2 separate regions of the Homo sapiens genome follow, and region 1 is linked to region 2. The links are chromatin contacts, found by Hi-C or POLR2A ChIA-PET in ENCODE. All regions are on one chromosome and are shown on one strand. Each heading gives the region's core, a stretch centred on a gene start or an enhancer-like site at or near the end of the contact. The rest is flanking DNA. Distances are from core to core; before and after follow the strand shown.

Region 1 (2,700 bases), core at 123-2,622, 54 kb after region 2:
AAGAAAGATTGTCTTAATATTTGAAAATTAAAGTGTAATTAATCTCAATAATTTGCCGATACTTTATTCCTATATTCTCCTATATTTTGTTCCTATATAATTCCTATATTCAAAATATAGGAGAATGTAGAGAATTATAGAAAAATAATCATGTGTTTATTTGAATGGATAAACAGAAGTTTCGAAACATTCAACATCTGTTTATGACAAAAAGCTACTAGTAAATTAGAAATAAAAAGGAATTTCCTCAATTTGACAAAAAGCAACAACAAAAAGTTATAGCTAACATAACACTTAATGGTGATATTGTACACTTTTCTTATGTTGGGAACAAGGCAAGAATGTCTGTGCTCTGCATATCTATTCAGCACTGTACTGGATGTCCCAGTCTCATTAGTTAAGAATTAATTAGGCAAAGGCAAGAAGTTAAAGTCATAAACTGGAAAATAATAAGTCTACTACATTTATTTGTAGGTGACATAATCATTGTCTATACAACAAAGAACATTTAATTCCATTCTATGCTTTTTACTCAGTCCCTAGCCTGCATAAATAGTATACAATTTGCAAAGTTGGTAAGAGAACCAAATTAGCAATATGGTAATCCAATTCAGGACAAAGGACAATCATGGAAATTTGATTAGAAATGCATTAATGTGTTAACAAGCTACCTTTGCTCTATCTAAAACTTTAAATAAATATGAATAGCAGCAAAACCAACACAAACTATGATTTATAATGGATTATAATGGATAAAATGTCATATAGAAACATTGAAATCAATTTGGAAATCTAGAAAAATTGAATTTTTAAGAAATAATGGGTACAAAAGAAAACTCACAAATGCAAACCCTTTGTATAGGTGAAATTCATATTTGATTCACCAATTAGTTTTTTTTCACCATGAATATTTTTTTCATATGAAAAAGACTTGATGCTAATGAATATACTTTTAATACAACAAAGATAAAATGAGAAAAACATTATTTAACTTTGGTTTTATAATAATTAACTTGGCTTAATGGAATTCATTTGGTATACTTTAATTTGGAGATTTAAGTAAACACTGACTCCAGGAGGCTAGAGAAATTAGGATTTTTAGATTACAGATGCAATATGGAGATCTCATTTAACAATGACGGTAACTTTGAGATAAAATACGGGGGAAGTAGCCCAGAGGCAGCTAAAATTCTCCATATACAGTGAGGTCTTATCTACAAAGCTCCCCACATCAATATAGTTTACTTACAAGTACCAAATTGAGTTTGTCTGCTCTTCTGAAAGTGGTGAGTTAAGATAAGGGTCCCAACAGATGAACAGCTGTTACTGCAGGTGAGTGTTCTACATCAGGCACGGGATTTTCAACTCATAATGGAGTGACGTTGAACCACATACAATATTATGAGGATTTTCCCTTGAAACCGTTAAAGAGCTGTAACATGATGCTTGTGAATGTCACCACTAGGTGGCACTGAAAGTTAAACAGTTATTGAACAGGCTGTGGAATATTGAAGTTTTCCTATGGAAAAAAATTTGATTTTTTATGTTGTGTCTATATATTCTTCATTTGACCTTAAAACATAGCAGTAGCAGACATCTCTTGTACCGTGCCTTACACCTCAGCCCATTTGTTTTCCTCCAGCCCTTGGTGAGGCTCTTGGTTACAGAACCTCAGCTCAGCTCACTGCATATCCGCTGCTTTTTTGCACTAAGTCTTTATTCACAATGTGGTTGGGACACCTGTGAGAAGCTACTTAGCATTTATGAATGCTCAAAACTGAAAGTGTGGGGGAATTAAGACCCAATGGGCAATCCGTGACTATTAGGGGATGGGAGTCAGGGCTTTGTGTTCCTTTCATACCCCTCAGGTGGACAATTCTGAGGCAAGATCTTCATTGCTCATCAGAGGATTCCGGCGAGGTCAGATCCAGTTTTCCATAGTGGCGACCAGCTTGATAGTACCACTCTATTGACTTTCTCTCCTTTCTTGTTTTATTCTTTCCAATATATTAGCCTTAGTATCTGATAACATGCCCCAAAGTAAAGTCATTTATAAAGCTCCCCACGTTAATATAGTTTACTTTGGCTTTCTCTCCTTTCCTGTTTTAGAGTCGGCTTCCTGTAAGAAACCCAAGCATAACCTACTACCCTGATAAAGAACATTTTCAGCACCCAGAACTCTCCTTCATGGCTCCTTTTCCCATTCAACGCTCTTTAAAAGAGAACTAATAATCTATTAGTTCTATTTTTGAACTTCACATTACTGGAATCTTGGCCAGTACTATTTTTTGTTTGCCTTCGTAATTTCTTTTTTCTTTTCTTTTTTTTTGAGACAGGGTCTCGCTCTGTGCAGTGGTGTGATCTTGGCTCACTTTAGCCTCAACCTCCCGAGTAGCTGGGATTACAGGTGGGTGCCACCATACCTGGCTAATTTTTGTATTTTTTGTAGAGATGGGGTTTCACCATGTTGCCCCAGCTTGCTTTCTTTCATTCAACATTATTTCTGTGAGATTTATCCATGTTGTGGCATGTAGCAGTAGTTCACTCTTTTTCATTGTGGTGTAGTATTCCATTGTGTAAAATGTACCACAATTTATCCATTGTACTTGGGGTAGTCATTTGAATTGTTTCCAGATTTTAGCTATTTTTAATAATGTTGCTTTAAATACTTTTGTACACGTCTTTTTGTGAACATAAACA
Region 2 (2,700 bases), core at 180-2,679:
TCTCCCATCAAGGAATTGTGTACTGGGGAGAGCTCCCAGGGAACTAACCCATGTGCCTATTAAGAACTAGCATTTGGGTACCTTCCAAATGGAAGGTATTCGTGACCAATCAGCCTTCAACTGAGAGGTGGAGAGAACCAACAGACAATTGCAATTAAATGCCCAGTTAGGCAAAATGACTTTTGGCCCTCACTTCCCAGCCCTCCCTGATTTTTCCTCAGGGTCCCAACACAATAAGTATTTTTGGGAAAGGCAGACTTCTATTAAAGGACAGAATACACCACTTCCCCAAACCAAGCTCCACTGCTCAAGTCTGGCTGGTGCTGAGGGGAAGGAAGGAAGTTTTGCAAATCTCACTGCAAAACTTGAAATGAGATGTAAGATTTTAAGTGGACTGCATTAGACTGGACTTCTAATAATTAAGTAAACAGAAAACTACAGAATCCGTCAGGGCTGGAAGAACTGAGAGTATGGTTGAAGGCACTGGTTAAAACCTCATTGAGAATATGTTCAGCAGAGTTCAGAATGTTCATTAAGTTGTTTCTACATGCAAAAAGTCTTTGAAGTAAGAGGCAGCCTGGTTTGTTAAACTGATAGTTTCTGAAGATGACTGGAACACAGAGGGAGAGAAGGAAGTCTGGAAGACTAGGAAGAAGTCAGGCAATGACAGCCTTGTTAAGGTGTTCGGACTTTATTCTGTGGGCCAAGAGAAGCCATGAAATATTTTAATGATCAAATTTGCATCTTAGAATGATCCCACAGCCGGTAGGGTAGGGACTAGAAACAGGGAAATCATTTAAGCAAGAGAAAATGGTATGGCAGTGGAGATAGAGAAATGGCAGTGTGGATGGAGAAAAGTGGGAAGATATGTAGGTGGAGAACTGTCAGGAATTGCTTACTGATGAGACGTGGGCTCGAGGGAAAGGCGAAGGAAGCTTCTCTTTCCCTACCTCTCCTTCCAACTGGCCCTAGAATTGCTGTCCGGTTTCCAGTCCCTGCTCACACTTCATTCAATGGTGGAGGAATGCCCAGCTGCTGTCCCATGGGGGTCTGGAGGTCTATGGGCACCAACAGTACCATTTCCACAGTCTTTCCAGCAGCGATAGGAGGCAGGCTGTGCCTCGAGTGTCATCTGGTTTGGAGGCCGAGGTCCCCACGTTTAAGTGACTTGCTTAAGACCCCACAGCTGGTTTGTTACAGAGTCCAAATTTCACTCTCAGCTTTAGGGCTCTTTTAATAACACTTCATTGCTGCATCCCGAAGTTAAGCAAAAGAAACAAAATAAAGATAAAAAGGAAAGCACTGTTCCAAATGCATAGCCTGGAGCATAGCAAAATATGTAATTAAAGACCCGCGCCTGATGTCGGGGAGCCTCGATGTGCGCATGCGTCCCAGGCTGAGGCCGCCGGAAGAGGTCAGGCGGTTCGCCGGCGTTCCAAGTTGGAGGCCAGCCCAGGACAAGGAGGGGAAGTGCGCATGTGCTCCAAATCATTTCCCGGCCGAGGAAATTGGCTAAGACCGTTAGCTGGTGGGAATCGGAAGAGAATGGGTCACTCGGGCTGTGCGCGGGGCACTATGGGTGTTGTAGTTTTTGCAGGGTGGTAGCAGTTTGTTCTTTTAAGAGGAAATCTTCGCGACTAGTTGAGTCACGAAGATTTTTGAGAAAATCATTTGAGAAAAAGTTGCTTGCACGGGGGAATCGAGTGTGGACTAGCTACGTGGGTGTGGCTTAATTCTGCTGTTTCTCTTTTGGATGAGACATTGAATGAAGTGTGAGCAGGGACTGGAAACCCGACAGCATTTCTAGGGTCACTTTCTGCCTTGCCTTCGTTAACGCTCAGTTCCTCCCACATCTTTGGCTTCCCTCTATAATACCTACAGATTCCCTTTATTATTTCATACTAGCTCCGACTAGTCTTAAATACTCTGTTTCTGTCCTCTTTCTCACACGCAGTTCCTGGAATCTTCATCCTTCTCTCCCTCGTGAGTACCTTTTCTTGTTTTTGTCCTAGACAGGGCTCCTCTAACACTCTGCCCTTGCCCCAGGAGTCACGCCAAGGACCCTAAGAAAAGGATCCCACAGTAAATGTTTTTAGGCACGAGCAGATCGGAACCATCCTACTTCATTTCACTTATTTCTGCTTCTCTTCCGATCCTTGTCTCTTCTGGTTCCACCTCTATGTTCTACCTCTCTGTAGCCTCTTTGCTTCTTTGAAGTCTGGTGGCCTTAGATAGGAACTCTCAGACCTGCCATTTTGTCTCTGGCCTCCACAGCCTGTCATTTAACAGAGGACCTAACCCTGGGTTGACTTCTAGGTCAGAGAGTGGGAAGTGAAACAAATTGGAAAAAGAGAGGAAACTGATGTATTAGGTTTGAAGAAGTCGTCAGGGAGATATATGGTGAAAGAGGGGGAAGAGAGAGTAAAACTTCTTGTGCCCTCAAAAACTCTTTAGTGCTGGCTGTGTGCAGAGGTCTGTGAGCTCTGTGGTGGGGATGCATTAGTTAGAATCTTAGATGCTGAGAGTTCAGTTGTAGAGAACACAGATATACAGGTGAGCAACATTGCAGAATGACATCGATTTATCTTTTACCTTTCTGTGTGTGCTTCTGCTCCTTCCCATACCTACCCCAGCTAATTCCAAAGTATTTTGCTTCTTCACATCTTTCTCTGTTATACACTCCACTTCCCATTCTTAAGG

Evidence for each region. A loop is a pair of places that touch in the nucleus more often than their neighbours do. ChIA-PET counts read pairs that join two places held with the same protein, here RNA polymerase II (POLR2A). Pooled maps may share reads with other maps.
Region 1: a loop to region 2 is called in a pooled map, with 2.8 times the contacts of the local background. The contact joins two enhancer-like sites. A Hi-C loop is called at or near these places in 2 of 50 pooled maps. POLR2A ChIA-PET finds 5 or more read pairs at or near these places in 2 of 52 experiments (BJ and endothelial cell of umbilical vein).

The regions. Positions count from the first base shown.
Region 1 is chr1:158,202,544-158,205,243 of GRCh38, forward strand. No RefSeq gene overlaps it. Among named protein-coding and RNA genes, the nearest start is that of CD1D, 23 kb to the left of the region's middle. Within about 2 kb of position 1,373, at least 2 of the 41 ENCODE cell types and tissues checked have a DNase peak (open chromatin) inside an H3K27ac peak, as active enhancers do.
Region 2 is chr1:158,148,347-158,151,046 of GRCh38, forward strand. The region is part of intron 1 of LOC105371460 (a long non-coding RNA gene); the gene reads left to right. Among named protein-coding and RNA genes, the nearest start is that of LINC01704, 9.1 kb to the left of the region's middle. Within about 2 kb of position 1,430, at least 22 of the 41 ENCODE cell types and tissues checked have a DNase peak (open chromatin) inside an H3K27ac peak, as active enhancers do.